Regions from separate parts of the Homo sapiens genome. Here regions 1, 3 and 4 are each linked to region 2. The links are chromatin contacts, found by Hi-C or POLR2A ChIA-PET in ENCODE. All regions are on one chromosome and are shown on one strand. Each heading gives the region's core, a stretch centred on a gene start or an enhancer-like site at or near the end of the contact. The rest is flanking DNA. Distances are from core to core; before and after follow the strand shown.

Region 1 (7,191 bases), core at 412-2,911, 500 kb before region 2:
CTGTGCGCTCCACGCCCACGCGGTCCCCTTCACCAAGCTGGTCCAGGTCCTGACCATACTCCTCCAACACAGAGCGTCCATCTCTCAGCACAGAGCAGCCCGACACTACCCACGAGCCCCCCTTCAGGCCCGTGGCACTGCTTGGAAAGTCCAGCACACTGGGGTCCAGCGCTGTCACCCCAATCTCAATGGAGCCGCTCCAGGAGTTGACCTGGGATAGGGGTATTGGACAGAGGCTTAGAATGGGCCACCCCCCATTCCACAGGCCACCATATCTTCCCACCTCTCAGACAGCTAGCTGGCTTTCTGTCTCTTGGAACACTAATCCAGAGATGCAGACAGTGATTTTCTGGACTCCGTCTTGGTAATTATTTGGGCTTTCCTTTAGCAACTCTGCTCTCTACTCAGTGTTTACTAAACCACTCCTTTCCAAGCCAAGCACAAATTCCTTGGTTCCAACCTCCTGCCTCCTCTAACTTTCCTTGTCTCTATGGCTCTCCAACCATCCAAATTCTCCTACTTCCTATACCCACACCTCTTGCTCTTGTGTATCATTCATTCCTTTCCCCTGGCCTAATTCTCTCCAAAGATCAGGCTCTACCCAGATTCAATCTCCTTCCAAGTTCTTTTTCTGTGAGCCTGGCCTCTTCACTGAATCACACACACCTCCCTCACCCTGGATCTTTCTCCTCACCTATCTTTCTGGCACAGCCTCTGTCCTTCAATGGTTTGTTCTGTTTTTTTGAGACGGAGTCTCACTCACTCTATTGCCCAGGCTGGAGTGCAATGGCATGATCTCAGCTCACTGCAACCTCTGCCTCCCGGGTTCAAGCCATTCTCCTGCCTCAGCCTCCAGAGTAGCTGGGATTACAGGCGCACGCCACCATGCCTGGCCAATTTTTGTATTTTTAGTAAAGACGGGGTTTCACCACGTTCACCAGGCTGGTCTCAAACCCCTGACTCTAGTGATCCGCCCGCCTCGGACTCCCAAAGTGCTGGGATTACGTTTGTTCGTTCCTTGGCATCTTTCTTCACTTGCCATCACATCTCTGACATCTCTCCATCCTCCATGCCCAAGAAATTGTACCAGGAGGTCTGTTCCCAGCCATTCTAGTGGGTTAGCCCTCGTGTCCCTTCCCTGGTTCTGGATCTTGAGAAAACTCAAGCTCTTAATGTCATCTTCAAACTCAATGTTTCTGCTTCATGCTGTCTTCCTGACCGCCCCCTGGTGCTCTATGGTCTTTCTGTTCCCTCTCGGTGCCCGGCAATGTGGGCTACCCTGGCTGTCCTACCCCGTCTCCCTCTAGACGCCTCCCACCACCCTCCACATCTCTGTTCCGCGGTACCAGCGCTGCACCTTGCGGTCGATGCGGACGGTGAAGACGCGTCCATCGCGCAAGGGTTCTCGGCTCAACACCAGCCCGTGGTTAAACTCCTGGCCCGGCTGCTGCCGCCGCGCCGTACGCCCACAGGCCGACAGGCTCACCAAGCGCCCAGTGCGCGGGTGCAGTTCCCCGCCGCTGCCCAGACCCCCGTTGGACCCCGGTCCTGAGCCGCTCCCGCTGGGGCCCCCACCCCCGCCCGGCCCCGGTCCAGGGCCTCCCCCAGAGCCCCCACTCCCACCCGACCCTGCCGCCATCTCCGCTGACACCGGGGCAGCGCGACAGCCGCGCTTGGCGGCACCGTGGCAACCGCGTCGGGCAGACAGTCCGAGGGATACGACCGGGGGGCTGAGGCCAGGTATGCTTTACGGCACTGCCGGGCAATGAAGCAGCCCGCGCTAGGAGCTGGGGACGACCACGATGAGAACAGAAGGACACGGGGTCGGGAGCCTCGCTTTACGGCATAGCGAGGTGACGGAGCGGCTCCGAGGGGGACGAAGACCTGGGCAGGGAGCTTTTGCGACAGTGGGAGAAAGACACGCCCACCGCAGGCATCTTTACGACGGTGGGGTGCTGGAGCCCAAACACTTTCTGCTTTGCGACAGCGGCACCGACGACCCCGCCCTCGCTAGGGGGCGGTGACACCTTGAAGCACTCGCTTTACGGCAAGAGGGGGTGTCTCCCCTCGGGATGCAGGCTCCAAAGCAGCGTGAGCCGAGTCTGGAGGACCCAGAGAAGCGGTAGTGAAAGTCTCTTCCCGCCACCCGACTGAGGACGAAGTGTCTTGCAACAGTGCGGCAGTCCTTCCACTTTGCCTCACACCTCTTCTGATTGGCTGAGCTAGCCGACTGGCGGGGGTGGGGGAAGCTCGCTGATAGTTCAAGTCAAGCCCAGCTTCAACTCCAACTCAACCAAACTATTCCATGTTAAGACCACAAAGAGTCTAAAGAAGTCCCGACAGGCCGTTTCAAGCGACAGCGTTGATGACCCCAAAAGATCTCCCTTAGAGCTATTAACAAGCCCCCTGCCCAACTCCCCGAAGCTCAAGCTCAGGCTGGAGGACCGTGAGGTCACAGTCGAAGCTCCTGGCCTGGCCCCCTGACTGGGATTGGCTGGTTTGGATGAGGGTGGTGATGGAGAAGGGCGGGAACAAATTGCCCAGACAAAGAAAATCTTTGGGTGGGACACAAAGGAAAGGGGCGAGCGGAGGGACCCCCAGCCCGAGTCTCTATATAGTCTTGATTCCGCCCGCCGCAGCTCTGGAGCAGGGGAGAAGTGGACCCGGGACTGAGCCCGAGCATCCCCGGCCGGCAGCGGTGGGGGCGGGGCCAGGGGCGGGGCTACGTGGAGCCGGGAGGCGGGTCAGGATCGCTGAGAGCAGCCCCCCAGTGGGGCCATGGAGAAGGTGGAGTCCCTAGGGGCTGCTGGCGGCCTCAACCGGGATTCCCCTGGAGGGGCAGCCAGAGGAGTGCCCGCAGCGGTCACAGGAGTCGAGGCAGGCGCTGGGCAGCCCTCCAGAGTAGTCTTGTTTCACGGTTCTGGGCCCCACGTGCACTCAGGGGGCTCCGTAACTCATAGTACTGGTTCAAGCTGTCCCTCCGGGGGGATAGTGGTCCTTGGTTCCGGGCCCAGTCAGCACCCAAGGGAGGCTGCGAACCACAGCCTTGGGTCTGGCAGGAACCCTGGTGGATTCAACATCCCCGGGCCTCGAACCAGTGTATCCAGGGCTTCCAGCCCCGGGCCTGGGGGACCTGCAGGGCAAGAGGTAAACAGCCCCGGGTGCAGTCCGCACTCTGGGCCAACTTGCTTGAACCCCCAAAACTCCCAACAGGACCGGCCCCGGAGCATCCTACGAAAGAACAGCTCCAACTTGATGCAGAAATCCCCCAATGTGGAGAAGTAAGGAGCCCAGCTCTGCGGGCAGCCAGCCCAGAGTCGGGAGGGTTCAGGACACCTGAGGGTGGGAGCCAGAAGGAAAGGGGCAGAGCCTTAAGAATGAAGAGTTAGAGTAGGTGAGGGCAATTGAGTGGGAAGTCCGAGGTTCCAGGCTTTCGGGAGAAGAGCAGGTGCCCCATAAACCGTGGCTGCACAGGACTGTGATTATCATTAAGTCTGACCCCATCCCCAGCCTCAACAAGGTATAAGAAACCTGTTTTGAGTCGGAGTGGTGACTCATGCCTGTAATCCTAGCACTTTGGGAGGCCGAGGTGGGCAGATCACCTGAGGTCAGGAGTTCGAGACCAGCCCGGCCAACATGGTGAAACCCTGTCCCTACTAAAAATACAAAAATAAGCCGGGTGTGGTGGCAGGCACCTGTAATCCCAGCTACTTGGGAGGCTAAGGCAGGAGAATGGCTTGAACCGGGGAGGCAGAGGTTGCAATGAGCTGAGATCACACCATTGCACTCCAGTCTGGAAAACAGAGCAAGACTCCATCTCAAAAAACAAACAAACAACAACAAAAACTGTTTTGAATGCCACGCAGGGTAGCTCATGCCTGTAATCCCAGCACTTTGGGAGTGCGAGGCAGGCAGATCACGAGGTCAGGAGTTCAAGACCAGCCTGACCAACATGGTGAAACCCCATCTCTACTAAAAATACAAAAATTAGCCAGGTGTGGTGGCGCACGCCTGTAATCCCAGCTACTCAGGAGGCTGAGGCAGGAGAATCACTTGAACCCGGGAGGCAGAGGTTGCCGTGAGCTGTGATCGTGCCACTGCACTCCAGCTTGGTCAACAGAGCCAAGATTCCATCTCAAAACAAAAACAAAAGCAAAAAACAAAAACAAAAACAAAAAAAACCTGTTTTGAATGACTGGGAAAATGAGGGAGGCCTATGGGGGGGTCATTAGAAGGTCTCCTCCCCCAGCCCCAGAAGGAAGTCTCAGCACTGGGACGAGATGAATATCCTGGCCACCTACCGCCCTGCTGACAAGGACTATGGATTTATGATGGTGGATGAGCCCAACACTCCCTACCACAGGTGCTGAGCCCTCAGCCCCAACCCTTCAGTCCAGAGATTCTTCTCTATTTAAAGGAGGGGACAGGTGGAGGAGGCAGAGCGCCTCAGGGACTGGATACTGCCTGACACCCACCTCCCGGCACTGCTTCCCCCTCCTCTGCAGGCTGCAGGACAGTTTTGAGGACCTCTCTGCCGGCTCCTCCTGCTCAGTGAATCCTGGAGTGCTGGCAGAGAGGTAAGAGTCCTGCCAGAGATCAGCCGGGTTATGGGGCCTCTTCCTTCCCTCAGCCCTGAATTCAGGTCTGCAGCGGGTCTGCTTTCTGACACCTGCAGTGGGAGGTGCTACAATTTCCATCAGGCCTGGATGGGGGCAGGGGTCCGCCAATTTGGCCTCGTTTACCACCTGTCCCCATTGCTATTTTCTTCTCTTGATGCCCCCAACTAGTCTCCTGCCCCTTCAGGATTGCCATGATGGACAGTATCTGCCCCAGGTTCCGCCAGGACTGTGCTGACAGGAGCTCAGGGCCTGCAGACAACTTTTCCAAGATACATGATGTAGGGTCCAGCCCTATGGGGCTTAGCGGGTGTTCCCCACCGTGTGCAGAGACGAGAGATTGTAATAAATTAAGACACAAGACAAAGAGATAAAGAGAAAGCAGCTGGGCCTGGGGGATGACTACCAAGACGCGGAGACCGGTAGTGGCCCTGAACCACTGGTTGCGCTGATATTTATTGCATACAAGACAAGGGGGCAGGGTAAGGAGGGTGAATCTTCTAAGTGATTGACAAGGTGCAGCAAGTCACGTGATCACAGGACAGGGGGCCCTTCCCTTTTAGGTAGCCGAAGTAGAGAGAGAAGGCAGCATACGTCAGCGTTTTCTTCTATGCACTGATAAGAAAGATCAAAGACATTAAGACTTTCACTATTTCTTCTACTGCTCTCTACTACGAATTTCAAAGAGGAACCAGGAGTACGGGAGGAACATGAAAGTGGACAAGGAGCGTGAGCATTGAAGCACAGCACCACAGGGAGGGGTTTAGGCCTCCGGATGACTGCGGGGAGGCCTGGATAATATCCAGCCTTCCACAAGAAGCTGGTGGAGCAGAGTGTTCCCTGACTCCTCCAAGGAAAGGAGACTCCCTTTCGCGATCTGCTAAGTAACGGGTGTCTTCCCAGGCACTAGCGTTACCGCTTGACCAAGGAGCCCTCAAGCGGCCCTTATGCGAGCGTGACAGAAGGTTCACCTCTTGCCTTCTAGGTCACTTCTCACAATGTCCCTTCAGCACCTGACCCTATACCCGCCGGTTATTCCTAGGTTATATTAGTAATGCAACAAACAGTAATATTAAAAGCTAATGATTAATAATGTCTATAATAATGATTGATAATTGTCCATGATCATCTCTATATCTAATTTGTATTATGACTATTCTTATTCTAACTATTTCTTTATTATACTGAAACAGTTTGTGCCTTCAGTCTCTTACCTTGGCACCTAGGTAATCTTTCGCCCACAACATGAGATGAGGGTTGTGGATTGAATGGAAAGGGGGAGGTGGAGCGAGCCTTTGGCAAGAGTGCGGTGGGAAAGCCAAGCTCTCACCATGGTCACAGACTCCACCGACTTTGACAAGCGCCGCAAGGCACACTATGACAAAGGGAAGTTTCTCAAGGCTCAGAAAAACCAGCCCTTGGAGAATGAAGAGGATGAGGATGACAATGGTGGTATTATCAGTATCAGCGGTGGCAGTCAAGGCGTGATGCTGGACCCAGAGCCCAGGCCTGTGCAGAGAGGCTTGGCAGGAGAACTAGCCAGAGGAGCCAAAGATGAGCCAGGCCTGGTCACCTGGAGGCACATCCTTGAAGCCGAGGGTTAGCGATGGCGGGGCTCCAGGGACTAGAGGGGGTTGTATTCCAGAGCCCGTTCCTCACTTCTCTACCACAGTCTGTCTTCCTCAGTGGCTATCAGCCCAAGACTCTGCTGCCTGACAGGGAGGTAATGCTGGGAAGTAACCCCAGGGAAGAAAGAGGGCAGCTGGAGGAAGGACCCCACTCAGGATAGTCCCCGGAGATTATTGGCTGTTGAGGAACAGAAAGTCTGATTGGGGGCTGATTTGTTGGCCAGGCCCAGTGGCTCACTTCTGTAATCCCAGCACTTTGGGAGGATTGCTTGAGGCCAGAAGTTCAAAACCAGCCTGGGCAACGTAGGGAGACCTCATCTCTACAAAAAAAGAAAAAGAAAAAAATTGTTTTTAATTAGCCAGGTGTGGTGGCGTGCACCTGTAGTCCAGGCTACTGGGGAGGCTAAGGTGGGAGGATAGCTTGAGCCCAGGAGTTTGAGGCTGCCGTGAGCGATGATGGCACTAACACATTCCAGCCTGGGTAACATAGCAAGATCTTGTCTCAAAAAATAAATAAAAAAATAAACAAAAGTCCGAGACAACCATGGGGGGAGGTGGAGCGGTCACTGAAGTTTTTCTAAAATGGGAAGGGTAAGAGAAGTCAGTGAGATGAGGATCTGGGGCCTGAGCTTCTCCCCTCTGGTGAGGGCCCACAACAGACACCTGGGAGGCATGGATACACCAGATGGCTAGAAGACTTGGATTCATTTGATTGATTCCTCAGATTCCTCCACCTACAGAAATCAGTCCCCCCAGCTGTGGCCACTATCATATTGGGGCAGGAGATTGCTCTGCAGCACAAGGAATATGATGGCAAAGGACTATACCTGAGGTCCTGCTCCCACCCAGAGCTTGTAGAGGACGTGGAAGATGAGCATCAGGATGGTGAGAACCTGGGCAGGCCAGCCTAGGGGGCAGGAGGGCTGGGAATGCACAGCCTGATGGGT
Region 2 (5,333 bases), core at 118-2,617:
CCAGGTTTCAGTGGACAGCCTCTCCTGGGAGTTTATCGTTTCCACTGTGGATGACAGCAACCTAGTGTATCCCCCCAAGGTGGGAGCCAGTTGTGCTTGGGGCTCTGAGCAAAAGAGGGTACTGGAAATAATTGGACGAAAAGGGAGGAGAGAGGGAGCAGGTCAGGGGCGCTGGCAATTGAAGTCTAGCTTCTCCCAGACCTGCTCCCATTTCTCCCCAGGATGGTGTCTGGGTCCGGGGCCTGTACCTGGAAGGTGCTGGCTGGGACCGGAAGAACTCCTGCTTGGTGGAGGCAGAGCCCATGCAGCTTGTCTGCCTCATGCCCACGATCCACTTCCGGCCTGCAGAGAGCCGCAAGAAGAGCGCCAAGGGTGGGACAGCTCCCCAGGCAGGACCTGCCTGCCCCGTCCCTAGTTTGGAACTTAACCCATTCTCTGCTCCAGCCCATCCCACACCCGCTCCTGCCCTGCTCCTGCCCTGCTCTCCCGGAGGCTCCAGGGGTCTGACTTCTCCTCTCCTTTCCCCCAGGCATGTACTCCTGCCCCTGCTATTACTATCCCAACCGGGCAGGCAGCTCAGACCGAGCCTCCTTTGTCATCGGCATTGACCTGCGGTCTGGGGCCATGACACCTGATCATTGGATCAAGAGGGGCACTGCTCTACTCATGAGCCTGGACAGCTGAGACCTCCTCCTCTTCTCCGCTTGAGAGAGAGGGTCAGGGACTCCAGGAGCTAAGACAGATGTTGCACCTAGGACTGAGGCCGGACCTCACTCAGACTTTGACCTTGGCCGAATTTGTGTGATGTGGCCCTGGAGATACCTAGTTGTGTTAGCCATAAAAGTGAAAGAGTTGTATTGGAGCTCAGTGCTGTAAAACACCCGCGACAACAAGCCTTAAGTCTCTCAATGCAATGGTGAGGGTCTGGGGAGGGAGGAAGCCCAGGCCTCACGGAGGACAGAGCTACTGCGGAGCTGCTACTGGACGGGGAAAGAAGCGAGGGAGGTGGGGCGGCCTGGAGCGGAACGGAGGCGTGGCCCTGAACGAATGGGCAGGGCGGAGCCGCCTGAAGAGGCTGTGGCTTAAGTCTCCGGGCAGGACTTCAGTGGGTGGGGCGGGGCTTACCTTAGAAGGGCGCGTGATCCAAATGAGTAGGGATTTGTCAGGCAGGGATCAGGGCTGAACCCCGTACACTGCACCCTGAGGCCCGCACCCTGAAGCCCGCACCCCGCACCCGGCATCCTAGCCGGCACCCGCCCTGAGGCGAGCGGGACCGGCAGAAGACGGGGCGGAGCCGGAGAGGGGGACTAGAGCGCGAGGAGGGGCGGGACCACAAGGGGGCGGGGCTGGGGAGCGGGGGTGCGGGTGTTTGTGTTGGAAAATCCAACTGCGCCACTGGGCGGAGCGGCCCCCCCAGCCCCGGCCTGGGAGAAGGGGGGGCCGCTCGACCCCCTGGGATACCTTGGGGAGCCTGAACACCTGGGACCCCCCCCAGAACCAGGTAACGGGGAGCCGCGAGGACGTCTGTAAAGAGGGAAACCCTCTCCTTGCAGCAGGGCAGGACGCCTGAGTCTCTGGAGGGGTAGAGCTGGGGATGGACGTTTGGGTCTTGGGAAGGGCACTGGGAAGAAGACTGGGGCGGAGGTCATGGGTCCCCTAGAAGAGAGAACGGCGGGGAAGGAGGAAGAACTGGGAGGCAGATGTCTCAGGTTCCAAATGTCCAGAGGGGCCTGAAAGGACTCCCCGTTCCCCTTGGGCTGGGATTCCCCTTCCCGACTCCAGGGCGGGGCGGGGCGGGGCGCGGCGGTCCTTACTGAAGGGCAGGACTAAAGGGCAGAGTTTGCAGACAGGTCAATGCCATGGCCCAGTAAGGTCAGATGTGGTCAGACTTGGGTGTGTCCCGGTCCCAGGACTACTTTAAGTCTCCCTCCAGTTCTCTGCACGGGTGAGGTGTAGAAGCCTCAGCCTGACCTTCCCACCAGCGGCCCCGAGAGCTTCCCAGCGGTAGCCTTCGCCTTCTTCCCACCACCCCCCTGCGCCTCCCTTTCACTCCGTCTCGCCCCGCTAGCCTCCTCATCCCTAGTCCTTCTCCCACTCCGCCGTTCCCGAACCCTAGCGCGCCCCGCACGGCTTCTCGGTGCGGAGCCTTCCCAACGTAGCCACAAGATGGCGAGGGCGAGACGCACCCAGGGCAGGTGGGGGATGTGACCGTGAAAGTAGCTGAAGCCCCCCGCCCCGGTCCGAGGGAAAGGTAGGCTGAGGCCCCCACTTGACTTCCTGTGATCTGGGCCCCCTCACAGGAAATTGTGGGCAGGAGGTCGCAGCGCAGAAGACGGGGAGGGGGCTGGGGACTCAATCTCCGCCTCTCCCGGCTGGGGTAAATAGTGGGGAGGGGGGCACGCGGGGTGGTTGCTAAGCGACGTAGATTCGCTTCCTGTTTGCTGCAGCTTATGTTGTGACACTGGTGGGGGTTAGAGACAGCGGAGGGCCTGAAGACTGTGGGGAAGGCCGAGGGCAGGACGCCTGGTTCCCGGGACAGGAAGAGCCCTGGGAGGAAGGCGGGGAGGTAGCGAGCTGCGCCGCGACCGAAGGGGACTCGGTGGTTGTCCGGAGGGGGTTAGGGACCGAGGCGCAGCGTTGACCTCGGCTCCCCTTCCCTCCCCTGGGTTGCTTGTCCTGTTGCCAGAGTAACTGGAGGGCGAGACTTGGGAGCCGGATTCCCGAACTCTCCCGTCCGCCCAATCCGCTCCAGCGGTCGGCCCTGACGTCAGGGCCCTGGCAGCCAATGGGGAAGGGGGATGATAGCGACAGGAAAGGGAGAGGGGAGGGGCAGCGGCGGAGGCTGGGAGGCAGCAGCTGCCTGGGACCCGCACGTGCACTCCCACACGCTCGCGCCCACCCCCCGCCCTGCGCCGCACGCGCCCGAGCACCCCCTTGCGCCTGCGCGGCGAGCCGGGCGCCCCCCTCCCCTCGTGGAGTCTGTGTAAAGCCGCCTGAGGCTGCGCTCTTCAGCCCCTGGGGACCCACACGTCTCGGTCGGTCTGCACCGTTTCGCCGGTCGCGACCATAATGCCCAGCCTGGCTCGGGAGGGCCGACTACCTGTTCCCCACCTCCCCCCAGCTGGCGCCCCACACTCCCAGGTGGGCTGGGCGGAGCTGTGGTTTCCGGCCCCATCTGCTCGGCCGCTGCCTTCCCGGGCTCTGGCTTAAGTTGCTTTCCCAAGAGAAAGCGAGCGGGTACCAGCGCCCCTTCCCAAGGCTTCTCCCGCCCGGGCCCAGCTGCTGTTGGTGGCGGAGGAGGGCACTGCGGGGAAGCCCCGGACGGCCCAGGTGATTCTTCTGGGCCATCACGCCCCTTCTTCGCGTGAATTCCTGCTCTTTGATGTGCACCAAAACCCTTCCCATTCCTAACGTTTCCTCCTCGTTCGCCCCGGCGTTCTTTGCACCTCCCTCGGCTCCTTTCGGGCTGTCTGTCCCTGTCTCCACTCGTCCTTCTTCGCTTCTCCCGGTTATATAACTCTTCCTCTCGCCGTGTCCTGGTTTCAACTCCACAGACTCCGCCCTGGAACAGCGCGGGGAGGGGCGGGAGAGTTGGGGACCCAGACAGATTCCGGCTGGCGGCCGGCTGGGGCACGGGGGATCCTGCAGATGGAAGACGGAGCCCCGCGGGACCCGGTGCCCCCGTCCCCGCCTGCCGGCCCCCACCGAGATCTCGCCCAGGAGAGAGAAGGCACAGTATCTCCGAGGGGCGTGTCGGGCCGACTCCCGTCAGAAATGTGGGTTGGGAGGTCAGGGCTGCAGGCGGAGAGGAGGAGACAGGCAAGAGGCCTGAGTCCCTGGGATTGGAGTCGTATTAGGGGTAAAAGAGATAAGGACGCCTGGGTTTCTTCTTATGTCTCCTTTTTGGGTTCCCAGAATTCCTAAGGGTGTTTCCAGTGTTTCCAGGAAGCTTAGCCAGCACACCCACTCCGCCCCGTAGGGGTCAAAGGTCTGTGTTAGAGGTGGCCTGGGATGATGTCACTAGTGCACGTGCCCCGGGATGGTTGCCAGGCAATGAGGCTTCCTCCCCCTTCTATTCCCTCCCACCTCTGCCCCGAGTCCAGTTCCAGTCCCGTGCCATCTCTTTCCCCTCTCCCTTCCCGTGGTCTTAGCATCCTGCAGGTGGGAAACCCCGGCCTGGAGTTTTGTGAGGGGGAGGGGCACGGGTGTGGTGTGGCTGAAAGACTTTGCCCCTTTGCTGGGCTGAGGGAGCCTTGGGTCACTTTTCCCTAGATTGGCACAGAAGAGCTTCCCCTCCAAGGCTCCGCCCCCATAGAAAAAGCTACCTAGCCGTCATTTTACTTTCCCACCTGCTGCATGGCCAAGTGTCCTATTGCCCCCTTCCCCAGATTGATTTGAAGTGGGAGTGGTTGAAAGACGGAAGAGTTGTGTGTAGTATGGGGGGGGGTTCACTACACACCAGCTTATCCCTGAAATCCCCATAATGGCACACCCCCATCTGCAAACAATGAAAGGAAAAGGGTCAAGAAACAGTATTAGGCTGAAAAGTCAGGGTCTTTATTGTGTGTATGCGGGTGAATCGGTTTGTAGCCTCTCACTTGGTGGAGGGGGACTCAGTTGATTGCTATGGTTGTTCTTCTCTATTAAGTCCCAGGGTTGGTGATGGTATTGGAATGAATCGGTTTGTGCTTTTATGTACCTTAGAGCTTGGGCTGTCAGATCAGACCTGGATTCTAATTCTAGCTCTGTCACTTAGTGGCTACTAGGACTTGGAGAGGTCAGAACCTCTCTGAGCCTCGTATGTTAATCTTGAACATTTAAATATCAACACCTACCTTGAAGGCCGCTGGGAGGAAAAAAATGAGATAATTTATGCAAATCACTTAGCACAGTGCCTGGCACAGAATGAACACAGAATGAGTGCTTGTTGTTATGAAATACTTTTATTATTAAATGGTGTTAGTTACTAGTTTATTATTATTGCTGTGGGTCTGCTCCAAACCAGCGGTAACCGTAGGAGTTTGTTAAGGGGTAGTGGATAGTTTGTGTTAATTTGGAGATTGGGGTTAGGGGGCTGGGGATTAGCTTCAACTGCTTTGTGCATTTTATTTGATGAAGGCTTTAGGCAGATTTGTATTGCTTTCTTTAGGATTATTTTTTTTTCTCTTGGACAAGAAATAGCTAAGACTATTCCGTGGGCCTTGAAAATAAAATAATTGTATTATGGTTCTTGATTTTGAAGCAAGACCCCAGCCCCCTCCCGTGTTGATCTCTGGAGCCTTTCGTTTTGCAGAGGGACTCCACAGTTTCTCTAGTGGGGACAGGGCTAGGCT
Region 3 (7,801 bases), core at 1,654-4,153, 380 kb after region 2:
CATCCCTAAACCCTCCCACAGACGGTCATCTCCCCAGCTCAGTCCTCTCCCCCTTGCGCCAGTTACCTGTGGGCTGGACATTGGAGCGGCTCATGAGGACAAGTGCAGATGGGGTGACAGGCTCTTTCCGGAGGACTCGCTGGGGCAGGGTGCTCAGGCCAGATGGAGCCTGAGAAGGAGCAGGGGGTAGCTCTGAGGGTGCCTTTGTCTGATGACCGGGGTGGAATGTGCTGCAAGCAGTATTTCAGCCCCTTGCTAAAGAGCCACCCACCCACCTACCCCCAATTCAAAGAGAAACACTGATGTGACAGTTTTGCTTCCCAGCCTCTGCTCATAGTCCCATATTAAAATGGGTTATTAATAAACAACCTAGGGCTGGGCGCAGTGGCTCCCGCAGTCAGGAGTTCAAGACCAGCCTGGCCAACATGGTGAAACGCCATCTCTACTAAAAATATAAAAAATTAGCTGGGTGCGGCTGGGCGTGGTGGCTCATGCTTGTAATCCCAGCACTTTGGAAGGCCGAGGCAGGCGGATCACAAGGTCAGGAGTTTGAGACCAGCCTGGCCAACACAGTGAAACCCCATCTCTACTAAAAATACAAAAATTAGCTGGCCGTGGTGGCACGCTCCTGTAATCCCAGCTACTCAGGAGGCTGAGGCAGGAGAATCGCTTGAACCTGGGAGGCACAGGTTGCAGTGAGCCGAGATCGTACCATTGCACTCCAGCCTGGGCAACAGAGCTAGACTCCATCTCAAAAAAAAAAAAAAAAATTAGCCAGGTGTGGTGGCAGGCGCCTGTAATCCCAGCTACTCGGGAGGCTGAGGCAGGAGAATCGCTTGAACCTGGGCGGCAGAGGTTGCAGTGAGCTGAGATCGCACCATTGCACTCCAGCCTGGGCAACACAGTGAGGCTCCGTCTCAAAAAATAAATAAATAAATAAATAAATAAATAAATAAATAAAAAATAAATAACCTAAGTAGGCCTAAGATAAGGGGCAAAGGACTCACACCAACACCTAACATTTCACTTCTTTGGCCCTGGCCCACACTTTTCAGGCATGAAGCTGTTCAACCTGTATAAGTCCTGTCCATAACAACACAGTCATTCATCCAGCCCCTCACTTACACCACAGTAGAGAGCTGCGTCAATGAACACCCACAATTCAAGGGGTTTAGCACAGAGGTATTCTCAAAGTCTCCTAAAAAGCTTAGTTTATTAAGGCTTAGATAAGATGCTTGAGGCCTTGAATGTTATAGCAATAACCAGGATTTACACTTTTGCAAGAACAGGCTTTAAGGACACTAAGAGCTACCCTGATGGCCCTGGACCACTTCTCACTTTCAACTTCTTCATTTTTTTTTTTTTTTGAGATGGAGTCTCGCTCTATTACCCAGGCTGGAGTGCAATGGTGCCATCTCGGCTCACTGCAACCTCCACCTCCCAGGTTCAGGCAATTCTCCTGCCTCGGCCTCCTGAGTAGGTGGGATTACAGGCACATGCCTGGCTAATTTTTGTATTTTTAGTAGAGACGGGGTTTTACCATGTTGGCCAGGCTGGTCTCGAACTCCTGACCTCAGGTGATCCACCTGCCTCAGCCTCCCAGTGCTGGGATTACAGGCGTGAGCCACCTACCTGGCCTCACTTTCAACTCTCAAAATAATAGGTACATTTTCTTTTAGGAGTGACTAAGGTAAAAGTGACAATGGTTTCTCATTCAGACTCCATTCCTGACAGCCTCACTCAGTGCTCCATGAGGGAGGGAGCTGATGTACAAGGGAACAGACAGACTCTCCAGGAAGCAAGAGCTCCAAAAACAGGGAGCAAAGCCTGTGCAGGGCCCCTTCCTTCTTCTGCAGCCAAGAGAAGAAAGCCCCTAGGCCCCAAATAGTGATATTGGTACCAATCTACAAATAAGCAAGTTGAATAAAATACAGTCCAGAAATAGACCCACATATATGTGGGAATTTATATATATAATAAAGGTGGCATTTCAAATCAGAGAGGAGGCCCTTCAATGAAATCTGTCTGGACCATTGGGAAATAAGTCAATTTAGATCCATTTAGATTCTTACCTCAATTTAGTCATTAATTCCAAATTGTAATTTAGACTTGCCCTGGGCCTTTTAAACTGTAACTTTATATCCTTTTAGAGTCTATTTCTATTTGCTGTCTAGTTTTTTTTTTTTCAGGATATGGATTGGGAATCATGGCCTGAAGGCCAGGCCCTGCCTGCTCAGTCCCAGATATCATTTGTATGTGACGAGCCCTGCAGAGGTCCTCACCAGCTGGGAGTCACTGGCTGGTCAGATTCACGTTGGCAGCACCTGACAGGATGTGGCTACAAATGACCAGAGCGGGTTCTGTCGTCAAACTTGGGACCCGTACTTTGGAGCATAACGGGGAAGAAAGTGCTTAAAGGATTGCTCATTGCAGGATCTCAAGTTTCCCAGCAGGAACTCGCCATGCGGGGTCATGGGGGCGCAGGGACGGAGGGAAGGGCCTTACCGTCTGTCGGCCGTAGGGCCAGGGGTAGGAGTTCTCCTTCTGGGCCATCCTTAGAGAGAAAGGGGGAGGAGAGCTGGGCGGAGAAGGGAAACAGCCGTGAGAAGCAGAGAAAAAGAGAGAGAGAGGGAGGGGTTGGACCGATCGAGCCGGAAGCGCTAGCCCGAGCTGGTAAAAGGGAGCAGGTCAGCACACTAGCCCCAATCTGGGCGCTGGTCTCACCGCCCCCGCCCTGCTATCGTCCCTACCTCCTTCCAGCCCTGCGGCGTGCGCGCAGGCCAGCCCAACGGACCCTCTGATCTACCTGATCATCTGCCCACTCCCGGCGCAAGGCCTGCGACAGGAGGCCAGCTCACCTGGGGTCCAAGGCACTGCTACTCTCCCGGCCGCCCGCAAACAACTGAATCTGCCACGCCGCGCCCTGGCCAAGGACTTTTCAAATCTCCCGCCCCGGCCCCATTGGGCAAGCTCGTCGCCCATGCCTAGTTCCCATTGGCTCGATGTCCTGTGACGTAAGTCATGGGAACCCAATGGAAGAGGCGGAATGAGAAGGGCTCACGCTTGGCTTCCAGTTTAGGAAAGTTTCCCCAAATTCCCCCAGTGAATTATCTTGCTTTTTCTTTTCTTTTTTTTTTTCCTTTTTTGAGACAGGTCTCTCTCTGTCGCTCAGGCTGGAGTATAATGGTGCTATCTGGGCTTGCTGCAACCTCTGCCTCCCGGGTTCAAGCGATTCTCGTGCCTCAGCCACCCGAGTAGCTGGGATTACAAGCGCCCGCCACCACGCCTGGCTAATTTTTGTATTTTTATTAGAGACGGGTTTTCGCTGTGTTGGCCAATCTGGTCTCGAACTCCTGTCCTCAGGTGATCCACCCGCCTCGGCTTCCCAAAATGCTGGGATTACAGGCGTGAGCCACCGTGCCCGGCCTTCTTCTTTTTATAAAAAAAATTAAATCTTTAATGTAACTGGAGTTTATCCTTATGCATGTATGAGCTGGGGTCTAACTTCTCTGCCCGATGGAGCGCCAGTTATGTCAACACCATTTGTTAAACAAACTGCCCCAACAGAATTTAAATGCTGCCCTTGATATATAATGTTAGCATATTTACTTGTGTCTATTTCTAGACTTTGTATTCCGTTGTTTGCTCATTTGCCTGTGTGTTTATTCTTGTGTCATTACTATGTCGTTCTTAAAAGTTCTGACATTCCTGGGAGGAGTTTTTCCACCAATAGACCTTTCGTTGCAAGATCTCTGTTAGCTGCCGTGTTGTTTGGGCCCACTTTCATTTTTCCTCCTTCCTGCCACACTTCCTTCTTTTCTGCTCTTCCTAACCCTCAGATTTCATTACTGGGTTAAATAAATACATTTTTGGGCCTTCTATGAAATAACCAGTGGATATTTATTAAGTATGTACTGTCCAGCACTCTTCTCCTTTCTTCTAACACTCTATTTTTCCTTTAGGGGACCACCTGTCTCTCCAGTCTATGCAGTCGGTTTCTGTAGTAGTTTCTGTTGCTGACAACCCCAAATCCCTAGGTTGATGAAGACCTATTTAAATCTCACTTTTTTTTTTTTTTTTGAGATGAAGATTCGCTGTGTTGCCCAGGCTGGAGTGCAATGGCACAATCTCAGCTCACCACAACCTCCTCCTCCAGGGTGCAACTGATTCTCCTGTCTCAGCCTCCCGAGTACCTAGGATTATAGGTGCATGTGACCACGCCCGGCTAATTTTTGTATTTTTAGTAGAGACGGGGTTTCATCACATTGCTCAGGCTGGCCTCAGGTGATCCGCCCGCCTTGGTCTCCCAAAGTGCTTGGATTACAGGCGTGAGCCACTGCGCCCAGCTTTATTCCCACTTCTGAAAGCACTTAGAGTTTTGAGGATTTGAGAAGGAAACTGACTTCATTGCAGGTCCAGAAATGAGCCCCAATTAACTTATACTAATCAATACCTTTTATTCCAGATTATGGTTATTGGATCAGGCATAAGCCTGTGATTTAAGTGGGCCAGCTAGTGGGAATCAGTTTCTTGCTCAGAATGCTGGGCAGCTCAAGGAAACACTTAACGTTTACTGGTTTATCATAAAGTGTATTACAAATGATATAGATGAAAAGATGTATAGGGCAAGGTATGGAGGAAGAGATTTCTGGAAGTGAGCAGGGAAGCATGCAGCCCTCATTGCTGCTTCTAGTGCTACTGAAGGAAGCAGCTTGACATTGAAGCCTAACATTGCAGAAGGCAGAAGAGAGGCCTGGAAAGAACTTCAGGACTTGATGACATTGTTGAGCCTCTACATGCCTACGTTAGCACTTTTCTTACATGAACAATAGAGAAGATTATTATTCAGCTAATATCCTTTCTGAATGCATTCTAAATGCTATTTGCTGTTTAAGCATATTGTGTAGAAAAAACAAACCATGGCTAGGCTTGGCGGCTCACGCCTGTAATCCCAGCACTTTGGGAGGCTAAGGCGGCTGTATCACTTGAGCCCAGGAGTTTAAGATCAGCCTGGGCAACCTGTGAAACCCCGTCTCTACAAATAAAAAAAAAAAAAATTAGCCAGTATGGTAGTGTGTGCCTCTAGTCCAAGCTACTTGATAGGCTGAGGCAGGAGGATCAGCAGAGGCCGGAGGTCAAGGCTGTGGTGAGCCATGATTGCACCACTGCACTCCAGCCCCGACATTAGAGTGACACCCTGTCTCAATAAAAACAAAAAATGGGCAGGGCGCAGTGGCTCATGTCTGTAATCCTAGCACTTCAGGAGCCCAAGGAGGGTGGATTGCCTGAGCTCAGGAGTTCAAGACCACCCTGGGCAACATGGTGAAACCCCGTTACTACTAAAATACAAAAAATTAGCCAGTTCTGGCCAGGCGCGGTGGCTCATGCTTGTAATCCCAGCACTTTGGCAGGCTGAAGTGGGTGGATCACGAGGTCAGGAGTTCGAGACCAGCCTGGCCAACACAGTGAAACCCGTCTCTACTAAAAATACAAAAATTAGCTGGATGTGGTGGCAGGCGCCTGTAATCCCAACTACTTGGGAGGCTGAGGAAAGAGAATCGCTTGAACCTGGGAGGCGGAGGTTGCAGGGAGCTGAGATCGCATCACTGCACTCTAGCCTGGGTGACAGAGCTAGACTCCGTCTCGAAAAAAAAAAAAAAATTAGCCAGTTGCGGTGGCGGGTGCCTATAGTCCCAGCTACTCAGGAGGCTGAGTGAGGCACAAGAATTGCTTGAACCTGGGAGTGTTGCAGTGAGCCGAGATCACGCCACTGCACTCCAGCCTGAGCAACACAGCAAGAGTCTGTCTAAAAAAAACAAAAACAAAAAAAGACCCAATTTTTCCTCTGCCCTCACACCACAGCAATCAACACAGGAGACTTCTGCGACCACATGTGTGGAGATTTTACTGCACCACCAAGCAATCAGTTCTGCAATCAAGCAATCTGTTCTGCAGCAGACATCAGCTGGGTGTCTTCCGATTAGATTCTGACACTATCTACCCAGAGAGAGCATCAGATCCCATAGGTTGAGGGCTCAGTCCCACAAGACTGCCCCTCACTTTGGATGCCAACTGCAAGCCTCAGGTTGTTTTTACCTGTACTCATGACTAACTGGGTGTAAGCTAGGGTTCCTACGATTCCCTCTTTATGTTCAATGAATTTGCTAGAGTGGCTGACAGAACTCAGGAAAAAATGTTTACTGGTTTATTATAAAGGATTTTTTTTTTTTTTGAGATGGAGTCTCTCTGCCACCCAGGCTGGAGTGCAATGGTGCAATCTCGGCTCACTGCAACCTCTGCCTCCCGGATTCAAGTGATTCTCCTGCCTCAGCAGGAGAACTCGCCACCACGCCCAGCTGATTTTTGTATTTTTAGTAGAGACGGGGTTTCATTACGTTGGCCAGGCTGGTCTCGAACTCCTGACCTCGTGATCCACCCGTCTTGGCCTCCCAAAGTGCTGGGATTGCAGGCGTGAGCCACCGTGCCCGGCCTTATAAAGGATATGACCAAGGATACAGATGAAGAGATGCACGGGGCAAGGAGGTGGGAAGGGCATGGAACTTCCATGCCCTTCTGAGGTGTGCCGCCCTTCAGGATGCTCCACGGGTTCAGCTCTCAGGAAGCTCTCTCTACCCCATCCTCTTGGGTCTTTTATGGAGACTTCATTAAATAGGTGTGATTGAAGCATGACGACTGTGTAGAAATGTGATTGGACGAAGAGGGTATGATCTAGTACTAATAGGCTGAGTGGGGAAGCCCAGCAAGGCCTGTCTAGATTCTTCCCGGCTTCTCTGTGCAGTATTCCTTCCACCTTCTGAAATGGGGGTCTTATGACCTATAATTGAACAAGATTGTTCAGAGAATTTATTTATGGCCAGCTTCAGGACAGACAGGAAAGAGGTAAGATAAGATATATATATATATATATATATATATACACACACACACACAGTTTGTTTGTTTGTTTTTTGAGACAGAGACTCGCTCTATCGCCCAGGCTGGAGTGCAGTGGTGTGATCTCGGCTCACTGCAACCTCCGCCTCCCGGGTTCACGCCATTCTCCTGCCTCAGCCTCCCGAGTAGCTGCGACTACAGGCACCCACCACCACTCCCAGCTAATTTTTTTATTTTTAGTAGACATGGGGTTTCACCACATTGGCCAGGCTTGTCTCGAACTCCTGTCCTTGTGATCCATCCACCTCGGCCTCCCAAAGTGCTGGGATTACAGGCATGAGCCACTGCACCTGGCCTTTTTTTTTTTTTTTTTTTAAGAGAAGGTCTCTTTTGTCCGAGGCAAGCACTCTTGCTGCACAATCATAGCTCATTGCAGCCTCAGAACAAGTTTGGACTTGGTTACACCAATTTGCTTCTTTAATCTATCAATTTACCTTTAACTGCCGGCACATCAACGTAGTGAAATATACCTCATGTATTTGCATTGCCATTGTCTCTTCTGTGGAGAGGAGGGAGCAGGCAGAGATGGTTGGTCATCAAAGGGGACTTAAGTTTTGCCTTTAATGTTCTAATTTTTTAGAAGGTGTATAGAGTCATGGAACTGTTTGCAGGATTAAATATTAATGACAAATAATCCCTAAAAAGAAGGTGTGGACCAGGCACGGTGGCTCACGCCTGTAATCGCAGCACTTTGGGAGGCCGAGGCGGGTGGATCATGAGGTCAGGAGTTCGAGACCAGCCTGGCCAACATAGTGAAACCCCATCTCTACTAAAAATACAAAAATTAGTCAGGTGTGGTGGTGGGTGCCTATAATCCCAGCTACTCCAGAGGCTGAGGGAGGAAAAT
Region 4 (7,135 bases), core at 3,314-5,813, 450 kb after region 2:
CAGTAGCTGGGAGGTGCGAGTCACTATGCCCAGCTAATTTTTGTATTTTTTTGGTAGAGTTGGTGTTCTGCCATGTTGCGCAGCCTAGTCTCGAACTTCTGGGCTCAAGCAGTCCTCCCTCCTGGGCCTCCTACGGTGTTAGGATCACAGGGGTGAGCCACTGCGTACAGCCATGTTTTCAGTAACCTTTTAACTGAAATTTAGCATTTCCTTTCACTGTGAATTTAGGTAACAAACCACAGTAGTATTAGCAGTATCTGTGGTTTCATCTCAATAGCAGTTACAGATATGCTTACTTTAGAATGGCTGTGGATATCTTGAACCATAATTTGTATGCATTGCTAGTTTTTTATTACATTTATTAGAGACTGCTGCTAGATCTAGTTAATATGATAACAAAGAAGTAGACTTGTACTCTATCAAATATCTGGGTTTAATTTTCTTTTTTATTTTTTGAGAAACAGTCTGGCTCTGTTGACCAGGCTGGAGTGCAATGGCGTGATCTTGGCTCATTACAACCTCTGCCTCCCAGGCTCAAGTCATCCTCCCACCTTGGCCTCCCAAGTAGCTGGCACTACAGGCATATGCCACCATGCCTGGCTAATTTTTTTTTTTTTTTTTGGTAATAGAGACAGAGTCTCACTTTGTTTTCCAGGCTGGTCTCAAACTCCTGAGCTCAAGCAATCTGCCCACCTAGGCCTCTCAAAGTGCTAGGATTACAGGCGTGAGCCACCGCACCTGGCCCATGCCTGTAATCTCTTTGAGAGTCCAAGGTGGGAGGATGGCTTAAGCCCAGGAGGTTGAGGCTGCAGTGAGCTGTTATCATGCCACTGCACTCCAGCCTGGGTGACAGAATAAGACCCTGTCTCAAAAACACAGAAAAAATAAAAATAATAACATTACACCGAATAGGGGATCATGGGCTTCACAAAACTGCCAAAGCAGTCCACAGTAGAAAAAAGGACGAAAACCCCTGCTTAATAGAAATATTCATTGTCCTAACTCAAAGGAATGCTTGACTTTGGGTGTGGTGTTGTCTCTCTGATCTGAGTCCATCTCTTGGTGCCCTAAAGGGGAGAGTCTCTGGGACTCTTGTCCCCATAGCAAACAACTGCATCAACTGCATGCAGGGCATTGGATAAGGGAATGTCCCAGGTGTAGAGAATCAATCAGTTGCAGGCCTACTTGCAACCAGTGGGCTGACAGCGAGCCATACCCTCACATTCGCCTGAGAAAAGTGGCTGCTGGCCTTCTCTCTACTGAGATTTGTCCCCTGATACTTATCATCCTAGCCACAGCCAGCTGGACCAGAGATCTCCCTTGTGTTTGGGTGGTGGCCTGAGGAGTGGCCAGGCAGGAGAGCCGGCCAAATAGGTACTTTCAGATTGAATAACAACTAATCGACCCAGTTGGATCCTGTCCCTTGGGAAGTTGGAATTTGAACACTTGAGGGAGTCGACAGGTGGCAGGGCCAGCAGAATTGACAGGCACACAAAAAAAAAGGTGAAGGGAGAAGGGGAAGTGGAGCCAAGCGTGGGGATTTGCCAAGTGAGGGTGGCCTTCCACCCCATTCATTCAGAGGAGGTCTGGCTGAGCAGCCCCCAAGAGCCCACAGAATTGTGGAGGGCCAGGGGTCCCCAGCTGCGTAGGGCTCATGGGAGAACATGAGACAGGCCAGACACCCAAAATGAGGAAGTTGGGGGGGCTTTTTTCTCAGCCTTCCTGACCTGGCGTGACCTCCTCTGGGCCCATGTAACAGGCCTCCACACCCCCTTATGCCTGGTGCAGGCACCCTGTTAACTTCTATGTCCCTGTAGGTCCCTTTCCAAGGACTCTACCTGCTTGACTGCTCCCAAAGCAGCCAGAGCCAGTATTGCCCCTGGTGGGGAATGGAGCTGGAGAGCAGGCTGGCAGCAAGGAGGAGAGAGGGACAGAGAGGTCTGTCACTCATTATCCCAGAGAAGCATCATGGGGTGGACTCCTCTGACCTGGCTCCTTTTGTTTCCCATGGCTGGGGTCCTTCTTTCCCTCTAGAGCCTGTAACGCCCCCGCTCTGTCAAATTCCTCATACAGCAAACTTATTCTACTCTCTTTACCCAGAAATAGGTCAGACTCAACTACATCCATATCTGATTTCTTCCTTTGTTTTTTTTTTTTTTTGTATGTTTAGTAGAGACAGGGTTTGACCATGTTGGCCAGGCTGGTCTAGAACTCCTGATCTCAGGTGATCCACCCACCTGGGCCTCCCAAAGTGCTGGGATTACAGGTGTGAGCCACGGCGCCTGGCCCCCCAACAGCATTTTAGAGATGAGGAAATGAGACTCAGAGAGGAGTCTGATGGCTATAGTAAGAAATGAGGAGTCAAGCTCCTTAGTGTGCGCTACAAAAACCCTGCACACCTGACTGTGTTTGCAGCTCCCTGCCACCCATTCCCATCCTACCCTCCCTTGCCAAACAGATACACTTGCTTTCTCCAAAATATGCCCTCTCATCTCCAAGTTTTTGCTCCTGATGTTCCCCCAGCTAGAATACCCCTAGGATGTCCTACTGAATTCTGAGTCAAACTTTAAGACTCAAAGTATGGGCCAGGCATGGTGGCGCATGCCTATAATCCCATCACTTTGGGAGGCCAAGGCAGGAGGATCACTTGAGACCAGAAGTCCGAGACCAGCCTGGGCAACACAGTGAGACTCCATCCCTAAAATAAAACACACACACACACACAAAAATTACCGGAGCATGGTGGTGCATGCCTGTAGTCCCAGCTACTCAGGAGGCTGAGGCAGGAGGATGGCTTGAGCCCACAAGGTTGAGGCTGCAGTGAGCTACGACTGCACCACTACAGTCTAGTCTTGGCAACAGTGAGACCGCCTCTCAAAAAAAAAAACAAAAAAAGACTCAAAGTGTGCTCCACTGTTCCTTCAGTGAGGCATCGGGGGCTGTGTCCTAAATGTCTTTGTATCTCCAGCCCTTCACATTAGGGCCTGGCAAGGTAAGAGACCAATAAATATGTACCCTTTGGCTTCATTTCACTAAGTCATTAGGGTCCAGAGGTATGGTCAGCACTTGGAACCCTGTGGAATGGCCTCAAGATCAGAGTCCTCTTGCCCAATTCTTGGCTGGGAAGTAGGTGACATCTAGAATCCATGAGGGTATGGGTGATCTCCTGGGTTCCAGACATTTGCATTGAGTTTATTCAATCACTTAACAATATATATTAGGTCTGGGCTGGGCACGCTGGCTCACGCCTGTAATAATCCCAGCACTTTGGGAGGCCAAGGCAGGCGGATCATCTGAGGTCGGAAGTTCGAGACTCACCTGACCAACATGGAGAAACTCCATCTCTACTAAAAATACAAAATTAGCTGGGTGTGGTGGTGCATGCCTGTAATCCAGCTACTTGGGAGGTTGGGGCAGGAGAACAGCTTGAACCCAGGAGGCGGAGGTTGCAGTGAGCCAAGATCATGCCATTGCACTCCAGCCTGGGCAACAAGAGTGAAACTCCATCTCAAAAACAAAACAAAACAAAAAAACCCAATATATATCAGGTCTGTTATGCTCTAAACACCGTGCCGGGTGCTGAGGATCAAAGATGAATAGAGAAATGAACTGAAATGATATAGTGAAGTTAAAACTTAAAGAACACAACAAATCTGTAAAAGACAAACAAAAGAGGGTTTAATCTGTGCTTCTGTCCAGGTGTGTGGAGCTGGGGGTGGGGTTGCACCTGCCCGGGAGCATTCCCAAGGCAAATATTTGAGAGGAATTAGATTTCTAATACCCAGGTTGGCTCTCACTTTCAGGAAGATGTGAGACCTGAATCCTAACCTGGACGCATTGTTCCCCTAATTCCCAGCAGCAGATCTATGAATTAGCGGTCTGGGTGGCAGCCCATTCTTCTTTCAGAGGCCCAGAACACCGTGAAACTATGCTTTCCTGACTCAAGAGACCCTACCTAGACGTGGGCCCCTTTGACGAGCACCTGCCCCTCAGGAGGGTCTCAGGCGACCTTCTTGGAAGGTGTGACCACTTGAAAAGGACGAGGAGGCCAGGCGCTGTGGCTCTCGCCTGTAATTCCAGCACTTAGGGAGCCGAGGCGGGAGGATCGCTTGAGTCCAGGAGTTTGAGGCCAGCCTGGGCAAGATTGGGAGACACTCCCCACCCCGCCCCATTTCTACAAGTAATTAAAAATTTAGCCGGGCGTGGTGGCGGGAGCAGGAGCCACTCAAGAGGCTGAGGCAGGAGTATCACTTGAGTCCTGGAGGTGGAGACTGCAGTGAGCGGTGATCGCGCCACTGCATTACAGCCTGGGCGACACAGCGAGACCTGTCAATCAATCAATCAATCAATCAATCAAGAGGAGGCTGGCGGGAGCATGCTCGTGACCACCGGGGGCGACATAGACCCTAACCCTAAGTCCAACCCCAAGGCAGACCCCACCGTCCCGCCAGGCGCACTCCTAAGAGCGCGGCTTCCGGAGCAAAGCCGCTGACCCCCGCCCCCAGGGTCTTGGCGCCGATTGGCCAACGAGAGCGCAGGGCGGAGCCAAATCTTAAAGGATCCGGGAGCTAAGCCAGACCCGGGTGGCGGTGGCAGCTGCGAAACCCAGGGAGCCGATGCCACGTGACCCAATGTGGACTTCTTTTAAACCTTTCTAATGCCCATAACCCAGCCTCAGACCCATGGAGCCCACGAGAGACTGCCCGCTGTTCGGGGGCGCCTTTTCCGCCATCCTCCCCATGGGGGCCATTGACGTAAGGTGAGAAGGCCGGGGCGCCCAGGGGCGGCTGACTGGGTGGGTTGTGGGAAGAGACCGGGGTCAACCAGGGTCTGCCTCGCCTCACTCCAGCGACCTCCGACCGGTCCCGGACAATCAAGAAGTTTTCTGCCATCCCGTGACGGACCAGAGCCTGATAGTGGAACTTCTCGAGCTGCAGGCCCACGTACGGGGCGAAGCGGCTGCGCGGTGAGGGAATGGCCCCCGGCTGGCCAATGGCAGGGGCGGGGTCGGACCAGTGGGCGGGGCCCGCGGCCGACGGTTAATCCGGGCGGTGAGACCACGCACGGGCCGGGAGCCAGGCCTGCAACTTAAAGATGCTCCCGGGGAGGCGACCAGAGATGTCCCTTCCTGACCCCGCTTCCCTACTCCAGGTACCACTTTGAGGATGTTGGTGGCGTGCAGGGGGCTAGGGCTGTCCATGTGGAGTCTGTTCAGCCTCTCAGTTTGGAGAACCTGGCCCTGAGGGGCCGCTGTCAAGAAGCCTGGGTCCTCTCTGGCAAGCAGCAGATAGCTAAGGAAAACCAGCAGGTGAGGGCCCGAGAGTGTGTAATGTCCTGGAAGGGCGGTAGCGGGGACGCAGAGATCCAGGTAAGCATCCTGACTCTGATCCCCTTAGGTAGCAAAGGACGTGACACTTCATCAGGCCTTGCTGAGGCTGCCCCAGTACCAGACTGATCTCTTGCTTACCTTCAATCAGCCCCCGTAAGGAGGAAGGAACGGGCGGGTATCTCATGACTGGGTTCCCAGGAGAATCGGGCTGGGAGGGACAGAACAGGGAGACTCACTGGTGGGATCCTCCAAGGAAGCAGGAGTGGGCCAGAGGTTTGGGGTAACTGATACCCAGGTCCTCTGGGGAACAGGAATTGGCAATTTCCAAACCTCAGGCCTGGATGATGTTCTGTCTCCATCTGTTCCCCCACCCCAAGCCCTGACAACAGGTCATCTCTTGGCCCCGAAAATCTGTCACCTGCACCCTGGAGCCTGGGTGACTTTGAACAGCTGGTGACCAGTCTGACCCTTCACGATCCTAACATCTTTGGTCCCCAGTAAAGGCGCTGAAGCACTGCATGATGTTGCTGAGAACTTGGGGACTCGGTTCTGTGAGGGGGAAAAGAGGTTGAAAAGAGGGTTTCCTCTTATTTCTTCCCTGTGCGTAAACATAAGACAATCCCTCTTCAGAATAAACTTGCTTTATAATCAATATAATCTCTGTGCCTTTGAATCTAACAGGACACCTGGGTCCCAGACGCCTGGGAATTGGGTCTCTCGATTCCCTTTGGTTTTGGAGGGAGGAGTTTAAAACTGTGCATGGGAGCAGGAGGGACTCAAGGGTGGCAGTGGTGAGTGGGAGGAAATACACTTTGGGATGACTCGTTCAGCCCTGAGAGAGGGGTGTGAGTTACCCAGGGAATGGGTAGGGAAGGTTTAAAGCAACACCCAAGGAAAGAAGGGAAACTCATCTCTTGTAGTGATTCAACCCTGAGAACAGATGGGGAGTGGGGTTGGCTGTCCCCCATGGATGGATGAAAGGTCACCTAATCAGTAGTCACCAGGACATAGTGGTGGAGGCACAAGTGGCCAAGGAGTGCTCATTTGGTGGAGACTGGGAAAGCGGCTGTTATTTAGTGTCTGTGTAGTAGAGGGAGCGCAGCTGGTCCCAGAAGAAGAGGGAGAGGATGGTGTGGGGGCCGAGGCGGAAGTAGGAGGCACCTATACCCTTGTACATGCCAAAAATGCCCTCGGTCCGAGCTGTCTGCAGCAGAGCGTCCAGTATCCCCCGGTACATGAGGCCCTGAGAGTGTGTCAGAGAGGGAGGGAGAGCACAGAGAAGGAGTTTGTCAGAGCCCACCAGGGGCAGCACCTCTACAGGCTGCATTTCAGGCTATCCCACCTGCACCCGCAATCTGCCTTCCCCATCCCCTGCTTCCCGCCTGCATCCCAGAGCACTTCCTTACCTTGCCCTGTGCATCTGTGGGCTGGTTGTAGAGCCTTGTGCAGGCCACATCAAAGGGTGCCATGGCCAAGACAACTGCAATGCCACTCATCATGGCAGCCACCAGCGCCAACTTCCAGCTCTGGGGAGGAAAGATCTAAGGGGGTAGAGAGGAAGAGCGTTGTCAACCAGCCAACTATTACACCCCAAGGACAGGACAGTCCCTGCCCTGGGGACACAGATGCTGGTAACTGGGGGAGCTTCCACTGCACCAGTTATAACAGTGCAAAAACAGTGAGAAGGAGGAAGGCCAGGGTACCCTGAAGGCTCAGGTACCCCTTCTGGGAGGAAGTGACAAGAGAACTGTGGGAAGGGTCTAAAGAGTTGACCTCCAAGCCCTCCTGCCACTCCCTCACCTGTGA

The links. A loop is a pair of places that touch in the nucleus more often than their neighbours do. ChIA-PET counts read pairs that join two places held with the same protein, here RNA polymerase II (POLR2A). Pooled maps may share reads with other maps.
Region 1: a loop to region 2 is called in a pooled map, with 9 times the contacts of the local background. The contact joins the promoter of NEURL4 here to the promoter of KDM6B in region 2. A Hi-C loop is called at or near these places in 6 of 37 single-sample maps with no recorded cell type and 10 of 50 pooled maps. POLR2A ChIA-PET finds 5 or more read pairs at or near these places in 4 of 52 experiments (GM12878, MCF 10A, OCI-LY7 and 1 more).
Region 3: a loop to region 2 is called in a pooled map, with 3 times the contacts of the local background. The contact joins the promoter of AURKB here to the promoter of KDM6B in region 2. A Hi-C loop is called at or near these places in 4 of 168 maps with a recorded cell type or tissue (A673, CD8-positive, alpha-beta T cell, ascending aorta and 1 more), 7 of 37 single-sample maps with no recorded cell type and 15 of 50 pooled maps. POLR2A ChIA-PET finds 5 or more read pairs at or near these places in 7 of 52 experiments (CD4-positive, alpha-beta T cell, CD4-positive, alpha-beta memory T cell, HCT116 and 4 more).
Region 4: a map with no recorded cell type shows a loop between it and region 2 (5-fold over the local background). The contact joins the promoter of RANGRF here to the promoter of KDM6B in region 2. A Hi-C loop is called at or near these places in 4 of 37 single-sample maps with no recorded cell type and 10 of 50 pooled maps. POLR2A ChIA-PET finds 5 or more read pairs at or near these places in 4 of 52 experiments (GM12878, HEK293, K562 and 1 more).

The regions. Positions count from the first base shown.
Region 1 is chr17:7,327,674-7,334,864 of GRCh38, forward strand. It overlaps NEURL4 (neuralized E3 ubiquitin protein ligase 4), which reads right to left and starts at 1,662. Exons shown (of 29, transcript NM_032442.3): 1 at 1,358-1,662; 2 at 1-211. The coding sequence starts at 1,639. RefSeq lists enhancers at 935-1,594, 1,577-1,871, 1,807-1,986, 2,017-2,066, 2,947-3,096 and a silencer at 1,367-1,606.
Region 2 is chr17:7,832,850-7,838,182 of GRCh38, forward strand. It overlaps KDM6B (lysine demethylase 6B), which reads left to right and starts at 1,368. Exons shown (of 24, transcript NM_001348716.2): 1 at 1,368-1,501. DNAH2 (dynein axonemal heavy chain 2) reads left to right here. Exons shown (of 86, transcript NM_020877.5): 84 at 5-79; 85 at 222-372; 86 at 530-893. The coding sequence ends at 684. LOC124904106 (translation initiation factor IF-2) reads right to left here. Exons shown (of 4, transcript XM_047437265.1): 4 at 2,559-3,795. The coding sequence ends at 2,768. RefSeq lists enhancers at 460-1,071, 1,702-2,201, 3,870-3,919 and silencers at 1,340-1,499, 2,750-3,169, 3,190-3,249, 4,790-4,939.
Region 3 is chr17:8,207,672-8,215,472 of GRCh38, forward strand. AURKB (aurora kinase B) reads right to left here and starts at 2,904. Exons shown (of 9, transcript NM_004217.4): 1 at 2,859-2,904; 2 at 2,506-2,578; 3 at 67-169. The coding sequence starts at 2,553. RefSeq lists enhancers at 2,136-2,795, 2,357-2,406.
Region 4 is chr17:8,284,107-8,291,241 of GRCh38, forward strand. It overlaps RANGRF (RAN guanine nucleotide release factor), which reads left to right and starts at 4,564. Exons shown (of 5, transcript NM_016492.5): 1 at 4,564-4,759; 2 at 4,850-4,966; 3 at 5,152-5,308; 4 at 5,397-5,482; 5 at 5,707-5,981. The coding sequence starts at 4,683. The coding sequence ends at 5,830. SLC25A35 (solute carrier family 25 member 35) reads right to left here. Exons shown (of 5, transcript NM_001320870.2): 4 at 6,736-6,870; 5 at 5,955-6,572. The coding sequence ends at 6,399. RefSeq lists enhancers at 194-694, 695-1,195, 4,227-4,456, 4,817-4,936, 5,217-5,286 and a silencer at 5,017-5,066.